2 separate regions of the Mus musculus genome follow, and region 1 is linked to region 2. Evidence: chromatin loops called from intact Hi-C (ENCODE). Cell type or tissue: left cerebral cortex. All regions are shown on one strand.

What was found. Hi-C counts contacts between places; a loop is a spot of excess contacts. Peaks named below come from ENCODE experiments on the same cell type or tissue, not always from the same donor. Only the 100,000 strongest peaks of a DNase experiment are listed, where the experiment ranks them.
Region 1: a loop joins it to region 2, with 2.0 times the contacts of the local background. A loop is called at or near these places in 3 of 42 quality-filtered maps.

The regions. Positions count from the first base shown.
Region 1 is chr3:65,217,409-65,225,408 of GRCm38, forward strand. All of the region lies in intron 1 of Kcnab1 (potassium voltage-gated channel, shaker-related subfamily, beta member 1), which reads left to right. All of the region lies in intron 3 of A330015K06Rik (RIKEN cDNA A330015K06 gene), which reads right to left. Among named protein-coding and RNA genes, the nearest start is that of Gm52605, 55 kb to the right of the region's middle. In left cerebral cortex, a CTCF peak has its summit at 3,061; DNase peaks (open chromatin) are centred at 496, 3,063 and 6,389.
Region 2 is chr3:65,105,694-65,113,693 of GRCm38, forward strand. It overlaps Kcnab1 (potassium voltage-gated channel, shaker-related subfamily, beta member 1), which reads left to right and starts at 3,321. Exons shown (of 14, transcript NM_010597.5): 1 at 3,321-4,299. The coding sequence starts at 4,079. In left cerebral cortex, a CTCF peak has its summit at 3,606; DNase peaks (open chromatin) are centred at 2,980, 3,399, 3,625, 4,128 and 2 more places; H3K4me3 peaks cover 3,729 bases; H3K27ac peaks cover 3,066 bases.

The sequences.
Region 1 (8,000 bases), 110 kb after region 2:
CTCTGGAAGTCTTCCTCACTGCAGAGCTTTCTGCTCACACCAGCTCCAGAAATTCTCACCAGGCCACAGCCTTGGCTCCTTTTGCTGCGTTGACTGTCCTGCTGTCAGCAGGATTCAACTAGAGAAACAAGCAGGACTCCCCACTCACACACCCCTGCCTCTGTTTTGTGCTCTTCAGACCACAAGACGCCTTCTCAGATCCCATGTACAGGAAGAGCGTTATTCACTGCTATGATTCTCAAAGCATGCCCTGGTTTGCAGTATTCAGTTATCTGGGAACCTGTGAAAAAGACAAAATCCCAAGCCCCAACCTAGACCCGTAGGCCTTGAATCAGAAAGTCTCACTTAGGGCCTAGAATTCTGCGTTCACCAAGCCTGCCAACTGATTCTGATCATTTCCAAGGTCTAATTATTAACACTGCTAATAGTTGCCTAGGCGATACTGATGTGTTTGATCTGGGTTGCTTGTGGTGAGAAATAATTATTCTATACCAGGAGTTGGAAAGCTGCATGCAGGCAGTAATCCAAAAAATGGCCCACCATCTATCTGATTTTGTAAGTAAAGTTTTATTGGAACACAGCCACACCTAGTAATTTACATATCTATGGCTGATTTCTTGCAACATATAACAGATTTGAACAGTTTCCACAGTAACCATATGTCCTACAAAACTGGAAATCTGGCTAGAAAAGGTTCTGGGATAAGTTAACTACTCTGTATAAGAATGCCTTAACTGTGATAAGTCAGGTGATACCTTGCAAATAGATTTAAGGAAGATCATCATAATGACCCAGTGGGGAACTCGGAACACTTTTCTGGCCCAAAAAGTAATCGTTATGATCACCTCTTCTTTCCATAAAGAAAATATGCAGGCACCTAGTTCTCCATGCCTGCAAGCTGGTATCAGTGGTAGCTGGCAATGGCTGATGTAGCCATGTTCTCTGAGCCAGTTCAGGTCTGAGGGCCAGACAGGTGGCAGGAATCCCAGGTGCCTAGGCATGAAGAGGCAGGAACGCTGAGCTGACAGCTGACAGCAAATAGGGCTGGTTTTCAGTAGTCATGCATTTGTTGTTTTGAGACATAGTGTCTGCAGGGAGGGGAGCAGATTAATTTGTAAGGTACTCATGACTCTCCTAGATCAACACGTTTTCCAAATGAAAGGGTTTTGGATCAATGGTGCGTTTGATTGGGTTAGACCCAAAGGAGAATGTTTGAACTTAGCAGCCAAGAAATTCCATTTTTCATTGCTACCTCTCCCTGACGTGACTGAATATGCCTTCTTCTTCTTTCCCAGCTTGAGCCTTTCTATAGGAAGAGCAACCTAAATATCAGAAGCCGTGTAGATCAGACACCTGCTTCAGTGTCTGACACTCACCAGGGGTCTTTTTCACCTTGAACATAGTATATTTCCCCCTTTCTTAAGAAATACAGAAAACGGGGCTCACTCCTCTGAGAGCAAGTGCTAGCTATCAAAGGGGGGCTATAGTATAGCCTCTGGCATGTCCAGATAGAAATCTACCTCTGTTATTCTCTCTAGGAGAGTATGAGTGCAAGTTTTTGAGGCTCAGCCCCTCAGGACTGGCTTCCTCACCTGTGCAGTAAGGTACATGGTATCCAGATCAGAGTCGCCAAAATCAGAGTTGCCAACATCTAATCAGTAAATTCCTAATATAGGCTAGGGTTCTCGGTCCAACGTCATCTTCAACTGTCCCTTGGCTGAAGTTTGTACATTCCCTTCCGTGTTTTCAGATTCTTCTGTTCTGTGGCTTCAGAAAACTTAGCAGAACTCAGAAAAGGGAGGCTCTCTTGGAGGGAAAGTTGAGATGCTTAAAGAGTCTCCCCCAATTCAAGGAAGTGTTTCATTTACTCATCACTGCTGAGTAACTGTCATCACAACTGCTTCTTCCTAAGCTGAATATTTCTATAAAATGTGACAGGAGACCTTACCGCAGGGGATTTCATGTCCTGTCCACAAGGGAAGGAAACCTACGTTTAAAGATGATTCTAACAGGATGGGAGTCCAGACTGGCTGCAGACACTGACTGGGAAAGTTATTTTTTCCTCTAGAATTTCTTGAGAGCAAAGTCGCCCAAACAGCATTCACCCCTCCATGAGATGATAGGACATGGGAGATGAGAGCAAGCATCAAAGGATCATTTTATGGTTTGTAAATCCCCAATTACTTACAAGTCATTAAAATTATTCCAATTTTTTAAAGAATTCTTATGATCACTGGATATAAAACCACATTATTGAAGTGCTTTATGATTGAGGGATGGGCCCACTATTTTCAAAGAAGTAGGTCAATTAGTTTAACGAAAGAAAGGGCTATGGTCTTGGCATATAACCTGAATTCTTCAGACATGGCTCACTCATATACTCCTCCTCAGAAAAGATCTCCTTTCCATCTTCTAAAGTCATCTTTCTCTCTCAATACTCTCCAGCCCCATTCTGTTTTGTCACTTGAAATGACAGTCATGTGCTACGTAACAGTCAGGACATTTCCTTAGAAATACATTGTTCGGGGAGTGGGGGTGGGTGGCTATGGGGGACTTTTGGTATAGCATTGGAAATGTAAATGAGCTAAATACCTAATAAAAATGGAAAAAAAAGAAATACATTGTTCAGTATGTTTATCATTGTGTGAGCATCACAGAGTTTTTATACAAACCAAACTAGCTATGATGTCACGATGTTCTATACTTTACGGTACCAACATTGTGTATATGGTCCACCGTTGACCAAAATGCTATCAAATGGCATGTCTAACTATCATACTGCATGTCTGTACTATCAAATGGCATGTCTAACTATCATACTGCATGTCTGTACAGGGTATGCTTTGATTTCTTGCTTATTGTTGGTTTCTCTAACCAAAATGAAAATGTCTTCTTTTTTGTTCTTGTCATTGCTGTCTTCAGAGGCTAGAGCAGCATTTGAGAAGCAAACTTATAGTTATTTGTTACATAACTTGACAAAAATCTCCCCAGAAGAGTTTTTAAAATCCTGCATATAATATGTATTCTCTTATATACCAGGCATGGAGAAGCATGCCTCTAATGGCTGCACTTGGAAAGACAGGCAGGACAGATCTCTGTGGGCTCAATACAGCCCATCTCTATACAGTCTGCTCTGTATAGAGACTTCTAGGCCAGCTAAGACCACATAATGAGACTTTCTCTCAAAACATCAAAATAGATAGATAGATAGATAGATAGATAGATAGATAGATAGATAGATAGATAGATAAAATAATTTGTGTCCTATTGTGAAACAAGTGTTTCAACCCAAACTGATTTGGGAAGTCGCTTATTTTAGAAAGACTTCTGCATTTAATTTTATGGTTTAATTGGCTCATTTCTGATTGATATACCTTCCCTATATAGCTTTACTATACAGGCTCAATCAGTCCATCTGTGGATATAGTCACAACCATAGGCTTCCTTTTCTTGCCCCTATTCTCTAAAGGAACATTTTCAGCAGTGTACTGATATTAATTTGGAGGTGTCATTATCTCATTAGGGAAGTTCCTGTATTCCTAGACAGGGGCCAGGGAGGTTAAAAGCCCTTGCTGCCAAATCTGATAATATGAGTTTGATCCTAGGTCCCATATGGCAGAGAGCTGTTCTCTGTATATGTATGCAGACATACATGCACATACATACACACTCAATAAATGCAATTTTTAAAAAGAGAAGATATTCCTAAATTGCTAACTTTAAAAAATGTATGTTTGAGCAACGGCTTCAGCAGTTAATACAGGCATAGGATGTTCCCCCTTGTTATCAAATATAAAAGCATCCCCACGCTCCTGACAGAAATCTGATACATTAGCCTTTTCATTTTTTGTTAGACCTTATTTGTTAATACGTTGCTCTTTACCTTGACATCTGTTTTCGTAAATGACATTGGCAGCAAATTTCTTTTCTCACGGTGTCCTTGTCTAATATAATTACCTCGCTGTTGTTGGGGGGGGGGCGCTGAGAATGCTTCTGTTTTCTGTATTCTGGAGGTTTGCACCAGCCATGTGTGAGTTCTCCCTCTAGCACTTGATAGAATTCACTGCTGAACCCAACTAAGCCCAGGTTTCTCCTGTGCTTCTGTGAGAACTGGGAGAAGCCACAAGCCATACTGAGTTGATTTGGAAACTTCAGAGAATTTATATATCTTGTCTGAAGTCCTGTCAGGGCTGACTATACATTCAGTTTGCTCTCACTTCTGAAATTCAGCTACCCAGAGTCCCATACCAGTTGTAGGGAGTTTATACAGGCTATGGCCACCATCCCAAACTCAGGTTTTATGCCATTAGCCTGCAAGGGATGTCAAACACACGATTCAACTCATTGCTTATCCTTTGAGCATCAGAACCACCCTTTGCCTCACTGATCGATAAGCATTCCAAGACTAAGCTCTCTGCTCTGATTTCCAGCCTCTCCCAGATTGATTTTGATGCTTCACTGAGCAGTTGCCCTTCTCAAGCCTTCAAGCCAAGGCACTTTTATCATCTCCACGTTCTAAACCTTGTTGGATTGCTCAGACACCATCACCAGACAGTAGTAACTCACAGCAAAACACAATCCGTACGGCAGAGATGGAAGCCAGATTCTGCGCACAGAAAGAGGCAGTGCAGATTATGTCTACGAGCAAGGTTAATGGGTCGTATTTCAGTCTGGACTCTGACGGAGGAGCAGAAGTTCCGTGGCAAAGGGAAGGAATGATTATTTCAACAAAGAGAACAGCAAGAACAAAAAAGGAACGCAGATATGGTGAGAGTGGTGAAGCCAGTGAGGCAGACAGTCATGTGACAGGAGACAAGGCTCCAGGCACTCCATTTGTCAAGTGACTCAGCTTTCTAAGCTTCTGCCATTTCATGTGAAATAGTGGTAATATTTTCTACCTCTAAAGACATCTTAGTTAAAGGAGATGTTGCATACTATGTGAATAAGACAACACCTGTACATGAAAGCCATAAATAAATAAAAAGACGGACTGTACATGAAAGCCATAAATAAATAAAAAGACGGACCTCATGATACAGGTAAAGGGGGTGGTAAAGGGGAAGGAGCACACATTTTGTTCATGTTTGTTTTAGCTGTTTACATTAAAATATGTTCTTAAAAAGAAACTACTAGGCCTAATCAGAATTGGAAAGAAAGAAAAGAGATGAGGGTCTCCAAACTAAGCCACACCACATGGGATTTTGAAGTCTCTATAGAGACCTCCAAGGAGACTTCATGAAAGGCAGCAACAGTCACCCAGAGGCCAAGGTTCAATTATTACATAATAAGACATTACTTTCTAGTTGTCCTGAAGGTTTTATCCCTTAAGTCCATCCAATGCCTCTATTTCCTGCCACCCTTTGCTAGTCTCATCTTCTCTCTGTCTTCCTTGATGGCTGCTCCCTCTTCTCCAGCTCTTCATTCTCCTGTGGGACGTGGGACATTCTACTAGCCCAGCCCTAGTCTCTTCTCTGCACCCTTTAGCATTTTGTTCCCCCCCAGCTCAATACTTTCTAGCTGTTATTTCAGCCTATTCTATTTTTCAATCCATGAGATAGTTTTTCTTAACATGCATATCCCTCGATGGTAGAGCAGAGGACATGTTCCATCTCAATGAATGTCTGTGACTAGACTGTAATGGCCACTAGTAACAGTGCTAAGGTCTTATCTATTGCCCTTATTTTCTTACCAGGGAGGATTGAGGACAGTTTTCAAAATAAATAGCAAGATATGGTTAAGAAACTTGTGATTAAGTGTTCATCTGCACAAATTAAAAATGGTTGCCACAGCAGCACCTGGAAGACATTGAAGCCAGAGGCATTTTCTTATTCTTAACCCCTCTTCTCCACAGCTGAAGAGGCTCTATTGCTTAGGGTGAAAATACCTACCTATAAATCAAATGGCCAAAGTGAAAGACTGACTCTAGACTCCTCAGTCTCTATTCTGCAAAGTCAATAGGCCTTGGAATCATTAGTTAGATGCTCATGAATCAACCCACCCTGCCCACTTCAAACAGAAGTAATGAATATGGTAGGTTTTAAGGAGACAGTACTATACAAATATACAATTTTTAAGAGATTGAATTTGGCTTACACTAAGGAAGAAACAAACTAGAAATAAACACTCTATTTTTATTAGCTTTACTACCTCTCCAAGAATCTTCTAGAAGAAAGCTAAATGTCACTGAAGAAACTAGAATAAGACATGTTGTTTTTGCCATGTACTAAAATATGCCCCTAAGGGTGCAGTCTATTTTCAAAGGTAGGTTCCAGAACTGGCAGAGGAAGTTGAGCAAAGATAAGAACAAAAAGCCTTGGACCAGTATCAGCTGGACGATAATCACACCAGGTTGCTTCTGCAGGGGAGGAGAGGTGAATAGAGACCTTCTTCTCAGATGGCATATGCAACGGCAGCATCTGCCTCCACAGCCATGTGTTGACTTCCTACTCAACTGAACATGCAGAAGACAGCCTGTGGGACTGAAGGAGAGAATAAAAGGATGTCTTCTACCAAAGCACATGGAAAGGGCACATTGTCTTCTATGGATGGCATTAATCCATTCAGTTCCATGTTGCCTCCCAAGCATTGCACTTACCCTCTACCAACTATTCTGAAGTCTGTGCCTGTTTCTGGTAACCAGCTTTACTCTGCTCTCACATCCAAGAAAGAATGCAGTGAGAGTTCCTGCTACAGTGCTCAATAAAACGTGGCAGTGGCTCAGGATATACATGAAGGTAGTAATTGCATTCCAGTCATCCACCATTATTGAAAGTAGCTCACTGAAGATATGGAAATATTCCTAAATAGCCAAGGACAGTGATTTGTGGGCTGTTTTAAAAGCAATTTCTCATTAGTTCCTTGCCATTATGTTTCATATAACATTCAGATACCAAATGGAACTTTCCTAAATTCATTTATGGAAACTTCTTTGTTCACAGTGTTGGACTAATGGACTTGCATGCTTTAATCCCATGTGTATTGTGATTGTAAATGCTCAATAAACACAGGCCACTGTTCATTTATCAGGACATATCTTGTTTCTCCTTCTATATATTTAATGAATTTTCATCCACACTGGAACTTGCAGTGCCAACAAAATCATTCTCTATTATTTGGGAAGACTAGTAGTGTGAATGAATTATTCTTGACGTGGGCATTGCAATTTCTGGTTTGTGTGTGTGTGTGTGTGTGTGTGTGTGTGTGTGTGTTTCCTTGTTTAAAAAGAAATAGTAGGTTCTAGATTTACAATACAGTGTCAAAGCAGTATGTTTCATATTAGAAAGGTTACTTTCCCAGTTGTGAACATGAATTCTGAAAATGTATGCAGAATGTACACATGAGCATAAATTGGCTGGCATGTGACTGCAGGGAAATCATTGCCTCAAACACTCAGGAAAGAAGGAAAGGCAGCCCCTCCTTCATGCTTCATATATGCAACCATATTCAAAAGTTCCCACTCAGTCCTATCCAGGGATGGTGCTTCAACCAATAGTCCATGGAGAGTGCACTGTTACTACTTCAAAGAAATGTAGTGTCAGTACTAAGGATGGGTGCTAAGCATTATAGTAATCCAGTGGGTTCTTTCAAACCACATTGCTGCATAAACCTTGCTTTGGCTGCCTTTGAAAGGTAAAAGGTATTCTCACTCACTGAGCCTTGTTTATTTTTCTTCTTTGAAGCCATGACTTGGCTGAGCCTAGATGATTGCTAGTTCTTAGCCAGCACTACTCTTGCTAACTCTAGGTAATCAGAGCTGTTTCAACACATATGGAATACAAGACCTGGAAGGACACATCCAACTGAAGTGCTTGTGACCATGGATATATTTCTGTCCCTTGCTTCTTGTCTGTGTCTTGCCATATACATGTTAACTTAAAATATAAAAGTTGTTCTAAAGCATGTAAGTAAAAAATAATAAAACAAAACCCACTGACTGTAGGAATTCCAAAGATACGAACTATCTTGTTTAAAGATATTTCTAATTTACTAAGTGTGTTCAT
Region 2 (8,000 bases):
ACATAGAACTTTGCATGACTTTATGAAGCAGAATAAAGGGATTGCATGTGGGTCTTTCTCCAGGGTACATTTCAGCAGCCCTTCCTAGAGAGCAGATCTATAGATTGCTTTCTACCTTTTGGTTTTTATGACAGAGGTATGCTGTGGTCACTCAGGCTGGGCTGGAACTCACCATTCTCCTATAGAACATTAATGACAGCTTGGGATGTGTGGAGTATATCTAGTGACATTCATTGTGACTAATAATGACATTTAGAAGCTTAAATGTTAGTATGCTCCAATAGTTTCTTATGAATATTATTATAGATATAAATTATATTTCCTGCCTGTATTAAAGCAGCCTTATACAATAATGTACTAGAAGCTGAATAGCTACAGGAGAAAAAAATATTTTCTCTTAGTTCTATGGACTGAAAGTCTGAGATCATAGTAGCAAGCTTGGCCTCTTCTGAGGACTCTGCCCTGGGCTGGTAAATGGTCCTCTGTTCTGTGTCTTCACGTGTCTGGCCCTGGTTCTTATTATAAGGACATGTGTCATATTTGGTTGATGCTCAAACTTATGGCCTCGTTATACTTATGATGTCTTAAAGACTGTCTCCAAATACAGTCACATTCTGACACACGGCGGCAAAGACAGGGCCTCTATACATGAAGTTTGGGATGAGATAATCTAGCCCATAACTATATCTATACATGTATATGTGTGTATCTATGTAAATCTATCTATATGCAGGTTTGTGTGTCTATTTAAGCCTGAAATTCTCATAGTGTGTGACAGTAAAGGAACATACATTGTAAGTCTAACTTCCCCAGCTTAATTAGCATGTGGCCTGCTAGCAAACTTATTAGGAATGGGCACTCTACAGCCAACTGTTATTTAGCTTCCAGGCTCCTGAGAGCGACTGGTCCCTTAATTCTGGGAAGTATGAGGATGTCTGGGGAAACTATGGGGCTGCTGCTTGCCTGTCAGAGTGCCTGTGTGGTATCAGAGATGAAAGGCTCACTGTGGTCAACAAGAAAGAAGCCTGCACTGTGAGCATCCTCTGGCCTCAGATCTTTGATTCTCTATGAGGCATGTCCCAAAGGTTGGGACACTGGACCACACTCAAGAGGAGCAGAGGAAACTGTGGGGCTACCATTCACTCCTTTTCAGTATAACTGGCTGAGCTTCCAAGTGAATGCACAGGATTTTCTTTGGTGGTTGTTTTTAAAGAATGGAGTTTATCCAGGAAAAGGCATCTCCCCCATCCAACCCACCTTCCCCTCTCCCTCTTCGTTATTTCCTCATCACCTCTCAATTATTTATAGATTGAGCACCTGCCATAGAACAAGCAAGCACTCTGTGTGGTCCTATTGGGGTCAGAAATGCTCTACTTTGTATGTCTTGTTCAGATAACCTTTTCCCTGATCTAGGCTATGCTGTGCTTTTTGGCATTTCTCTGCTAGCCCCTTAATAAAGCTAAACACCACACTGGTTAATATATCCAGGCCTCTTAGTCCATCCTATAAAGCCAGCAGCACTCTCAGCTGAACCCCTGCCCACCTCCCCTCCCCCAAAGCCAGTGGCCAAGTTAAAGTCCCTGGTTCCTGACCCCTCGGGTCTGAAGGGCATCACCTCCCTCTGTTGTTCCCAGCCTGCTTTTTTCCCACTTTCCTTTTCTAAAAGCTCTTTCTTTTGATTCCTCCCACTTCTTCCTCTTCTCATTTTGACTGCTTTCCCAATTCACGTTGATCATCTCCGATGAGCTGGCTTAGTGTGCAAAAATAAAGGTTCCTATGATCTGCTTCCTCTCTACCCACTGTTTATTCCAAAGATTAAAGAAAGGTACGTCCCAGTATTCCTGCCTGGGTGAAAAGAAGAGGTGCCCACTTAACCCTGCCACCCTCAGTCATCCTAAATATCCTCTGTTAATGAACATACTGATTTTCCTAAGGGAAAGAGTGAAAATATATAGAGGATCAAGAATTGGATGCCACAATGTGGTTTAAATCTTATCTTCAGGTTCAAAGTTGTTAAGAGTAATAATATCTTGAGTGGATCTCAACACAAGCACAGAGTCTCCTTGAGGATTTCACTTCTGCAACTTCATTTGCTTGGGCAGAAGTGGCCAGAGCAGCTGTTTTATTTATTAATTTATACAGGCAGGCTATGTCATCCGTGAACATGCTTCCCTGTACTCCTGATAATCAGATCAGACCCATGGGTCCTGCCACAGGGGAGTCCATACCTTTGGGAGGGCTGTTGAGTCTTCGTGTGCTTCCTGAAACTCTGGACATTGTCATGTGTCCCAGTAGCCAAGTCAGATTATAAGAGAAGCTCCACTGAAGTGTTGTAATGGATCGAAATGAAGAAATGTTCTCCAGGCTCCTGAAATTCATTCTTTTTTCATTCTGTTGTGCTTAGTGTGGGTACCACTCCCGTGGACACATAGAGTATGATTTTCAACATAATCAGTCTCTGAAGACCGAGTGCTTTGTCCTTCCCACCCAGATTGCCTGCTCCTTACGAACTGAGACACAGCTTCCTAAATTTCCCTCCATATTGATCTCTATTGCCAAGAACAGAGATGGATTCACAAATAGCGTTTGTTGTTTCTTCCTCCTTGACAGTGGGGTCTGTTGGGGATCACATTTAGAAAGAAGCTTTTGGAGAAGATATAATTTAACCAAATTCATAGGACGAGTTATTTCTCTCATACTTCAAATGGAGAGATGAATTATCAACTAATTGATAGTTTGGTCTGAGCAGGTTTCTTGAGCAGTTGCTCTGAATGGAACATCCAGCCAAACAAGAAATGCATCTTATATGGGTTCAGGCTCAGCTCACAGAACTTCTTGCTGCCCATCCCTGTGGCCATGACAATATATATGGATCCTGTTACTTTCCTGACCTGTTTCTCCCCCATTGCACCTACCCCCACCTGTATCCTCCAGCGGGGAGGACCCATTGCTCCCTGCAGCATCCCAGACGTCTCTACTCTGGTATTTTAAATAAATTTGCAGTACGTTAGCAGACCCCACTCCATCCAGACTGCACTGTGGCTTTTCAGGAAACTTCTAACTTATCTGCATAAGAAATAACATGCAGAGGGGATATGAACCCTGACAAGGCTAATATCTGAATTCCAAGCTGTGTTCCAGCAAGTCAGAAGAGCATTCACGTGTTAATCAGTAGTGTGCTGTTCTCAGAGCACCCCACTCAGCCTCCCCAACTCAGCCTTTTCAACTCCTGCGCTGCAGCAAAATTTGGTGGCATCTAGGCAGAGCCCCCTGATGGAACAGCCCTCCCAGTCCTGTTCCAGTAAGGAGTGGTCACAGTGATCTTTCCTTCCCACTGCACACAAAGGCAAGGCGCTCCTTAAAGGGACCTCCCAGCTCTTCTATGCAGTCGCTAACCAAGTAAGTGCTGGCTCAGGAGACCCAGCTTTTGCCCGAGGATGAGTGGGGAGGGGTCTTGAGAAGCCTCCACCTCCGCATTCTCCTAAGCACAGGAGCGAGGTAGTTGGCAGGCATAGTGGATGGAGACCACGGGTCCGCGGGGTCCTGCTTGCTGTGAGCTGCTTCTTGGGATGCTCCTCTCCAGTTGAGCCTCCTGCCTGTGATCCAGAGGGTGCTAGCAGCGCATCTTGCGGTATGCCTGCGTTGCTTTGAGCCAGCGCCCAGAAACCAGCCCTCTGCATTCAGGCACCTCGGACTGGCTCCAGGCAGGGCTGTGTGCAGTCACCATGAATGCTCAGCTCTAGGCTTCTGCACCAGCCTCCTGACCACATGGATCTGGCTGTTTAATCAGCCGAGATCACAGCCTGGGAAGATTGGAGAGGCTGATTCGCGCTCCAGCTGCCGAGGCAACTTCCAGCTTGGCTGTTTACTTCTTTGGGTCCCGGGGACTCTGTCCTGCCCCTCAGCCTCTTCTGCCACTGTGTGGGTCCTGAAGTCAGCTGCTGGGACTCCTCTGAAGGCATCCAGGAAGGGGGGCAAGAGGGGTTAAAAGACAGCCGAAATCCCCCCAACTGCTCACCCTCTGCCGACCGCCTGTGTTGTGGGGTTCTGAGAGGACCTTGCTCTGTCCTGGGAAGCAATGCAAGTCTCCATAGCCTGCACAGAGCACAATTTGAAGAGTCGAAATGGTGAGGACCGACTTCTGAGCAAGCAGAGCTCCAACGCCCCCAATGTGGTGAACGCAGCCCGGGCCAAATTCCGCACTGTCGCTATCATCGCTCGCAGCCTGGGGACCTTCACCCCTCAGCATCACATTTCTCTCAAAGAGTCCACCGCAAAGCAGACTGGCATGAAATATAGGTATGGTGAGGTCCCTCTGCCCGGGGTTTCTGTGTTCTTTGACGGTTCAGCCAGGCAGTTGTTCCTGTTTGAAAGTGACTTAACTCAGCGCTTGTTTGCTTAATTTAGAATTCTCAGGTGTTTGCTTTGAAATTAGCCTTTTGTGGGGGGAGAGCTGAAAAGGGCCAAGCTGCTGTGCATGCACAAGTGCGATCTTTAAGATGTGGCCCATTTTTTTATATTCTAAGTGTTACGAACACCTTAGGACCATAATGAGTTCCAGAGAGCGGAGAAAACACACCTAAGAGCTAGGAACTCTTTTCTACTAGGACAGTTTGTCAAGAGCAGAAGTGTTTGTCCTGCTTGATGCACAGGCTGTCGATTCTACGCTTATGCTTTTCAGAATAGTTTCCCATCCCACGCTGCACTCTTCCCTTTGAGAGACCGAGGGAACATGTTAAGCCCAGCTCTTATTAAGGAAGGTTTGTGGTAGCAAGAAACACCTACAACGGTGTTAGAGACTGAACACTGCTGTACTGAAATCTAAATTACTGCCTGAAGTGAATGAAGTGCGACTGTTGTTAAATACAGGGGACCAGCTTTTCAGTGCCGGTGAATGTCTGTGTCCCTGTCTCCTGTATCACAACTGAATTGGTTGTTTTCGTAGATAGAAATCTTCCTGTAGTAAAAACAGTTCTCCGTTCCATAATGCGATCCCTGCCACTTCATTATGTTTGCTTTGCATCAGCACTCTGGCCATGGGCTCCGTAGCCCCGCTGTAGTTCCTCTGCACTTCTCAGTATTTAGGGACCCAAAGAAGAGCAGCAGCTGACACATCCTCCGAGGTCTTCGGCTCTTCTCATTTGCAGGTGTAACTGGTCATTGTTTTCCTTTTTTCTCTCCCTCGTTTGCTAGAGACCAGATTTTAGGATAAGATGGATGAACTCCGGACAATTAAAATACTGTACGTTTAAGATTGTGCTGTCTGTATGAAGTAAGCCGTTAAACTTCTCTAGAGAAGTTGGCCTTGATGAAAGTTTATCTGCAGATTTAAGGGAAGCCTCCCACTGCAACAGCAAGTCTTCTTGTCCTTCTGATGTTTTCAAGCCACTGAGAAAGAAAACCTGTCAACAGACTGGGAAGCCAGCCAGAGCAGTAGCTCTGGGCCACAACTGCAGGGTGAGGGCAAGCCACCAAATGAACCCCCTGACTGTGGTCCATTCCCTCCAAGTGTCAGCATTGTGAGCCCTCTTCTTTCCTTTGCTTTTCTGATGGACAGACGGCCCCATCCAATGACTTCTCCAAATGAGACCTCGGTCTCTAGTTCTCTGGCAGTTTCTGTGTAGCTGCTGTGGCACAGATGTAGCCTTAGTCCTGTGCATGGTAGGTGCTGCTGGGCCAATAGCTAAGCTGCTGGGGGAGATAAGCTGTTGCCTCCTGGACAGAGTCCAAGAGCAAGACACATCAGGGTGAGGTGGCTCCAATGGGGGCCTGCAGAGTTTGAGAGAACAATAAACAGTTTTCCCCTAAGGCAGAAGTTTAAAAGTCACACCCCTCCTGTCTGTGGTCACACCTTCATAGTTGTCTTGCAGGGGATTGTCATGGAACAGTTTGGTCTTACTGGGCTATTGCAGTCAGGGGCTCTCTGTTAAGGTTTCCTATCAACACAGTTGAACTTGGATTGGACTGTAACTGTCGAATTCCCCAGAAGGTCGGTGTGGGAACCACTCATTTGGATGTCTCTCCTCCCTTGCAGCTAAGCACAGCTCTTCACTAACAATCATCTGGGTTCTTCAGCACTCTTGAGTTTGTGGTAACCAAACATAATGGTTCTTTTCCACTCCTCTTCTCATTCAGAGCCACTCCATCGAGGACAGGTGCTTTATGTATGTGTGAATCCAGCTCCCAGCTTTTAAATTCTACTGAGACTGAGAGACATATAAGACATGTGAGAAAGTGCCATCTGCATGCCAGGCTTTCTTAGGTGATAGAGGAGTGGGACAATTACTGTGTGCTTGCCCAAAATAGTGGGAATATTTTTGTTGCCTGAGTTATGTTTTTGTTACATTGTTTCATCTAGAATATAACATGAGTGCACTGAGTGATTGTTAAGAATAAATAGTAAGTGATTTTGTGCAATAAGGAATGTGATTGGCTTGTCTACAGAATCTGGGGAGAGACTGGTGGAATGAGCAAGAACAGTAAATTACTGGTGACTTATGATTATAATGCTCATATTCTTGAAGACAGTTTCCACATTGGAGCTTTTAGTAATAGTCACAAAATCCTGAGGGGAATTGGAGGTCGGGAGATCCAGGAATCTTGTTCATCTATTCCTTCAGAATCTGAAGTGTCTGCTAAACAAAAAGTTGTCATAGGAATTTTGTGGGTTGAAACAGTATTCATTCAGTCAGTAATAATGTATCGCCCACCTTCTCTATACACCAGAACTCTATACACCAGTCCTCAAATGCAGAAGCCACCAAGGCTTAGGAAATAGCTTCAAGTTGGAAAAAGGTACCATAATTAGCAAGTAGATATTGGAATTTTCTGTTGTGACACACTCTTGTAGGCCTATGCACTAAGGGGATACTCCTATTTGAGGCAACCAAATGTGCCTTTGTCTATATGGAGTGATTATCCCGGCCCGAGGGATTCAGTCATTCGTGGGTGTGAGGGGGACCGCAAACCTGGAAGGAAATGAGAGGAAGGGAAGGAGAGGCAGGAGACCAAGAAGGGCACCTATCAAGGTCTCGTTTATTAGGCTGAGGTGCCTTGATTTTAAAGCATACATCTCAGGGAATAGGGAGGGGGTCGAAGGGGAATTTTACAAAGAACAAAGAAGTGGGCATCTGCTGACATGGGGGCCGAAGTCAGGCGCTAGGCAGCGGGCACTCTGCATCTTATCTCTGGAATATAGATCCTCCTTGACAGCCTTGGGTGTCAGGCTGGGCTCAGGCGTAACTCATGTCCTTGGATGGCATGGGAGTTCAGGAAGAGATAGGGAAGAGGGGACTGTAATTCAGCTTTTACAACCTCAGGTGCCAGGAAGGGAATAGGGAGGAGGGAGTGATAGCCAGCTCCTAGCACGAGGCCATTTGGCCTGTCAGGGAGATTGTGAAGGGCTCGCTTTCTCATGGGATGGCCTCTGACAAGTGATTTCTTCTTGGCCATGTAACTACCCAGATCTCCTACTCACTGTGCAGAGCCACCCACTCAGGTTCAGCCTTGCTATAAGGGACCAGTGCTCCCTGACAGTTGAGGACCTGCTTATAACCTTGAGAAATAAAGGAACTTCTTTCTGCTTCTATAGTGACTGTGACATTTAAGTCTCAAGTCTTAAGGGTAAGAATACCAACCATAGGTCAAGAGCTCATAAAACTAGGAGCTGAGAAACAATATATTTATACAATCTTCTAAATTTTGCAAATGTAACTATAGTCACACCATGACTAGGTACAGATCTTCTATCAAATTGGCTAGTGTTTTCAAGGCTTTTGTGGAAAAAGAAACCTACAAGAACATGCTACAAATGTTACTGCTAGCGGAGTAGCAAGACTTCATTACATTTACTCTGGAGCTATCTATATCTAAGACAGTTCTGTGCTTTGGTAATGCAGGGCAGTTAGTTGATTTTAGCTTTTCCTATGGTTTAGGTGTGTGTTCACCACTGCATGATAGCTTGGTGGAAACTCTGCAAGCACATGTGATAAATCTCCAAG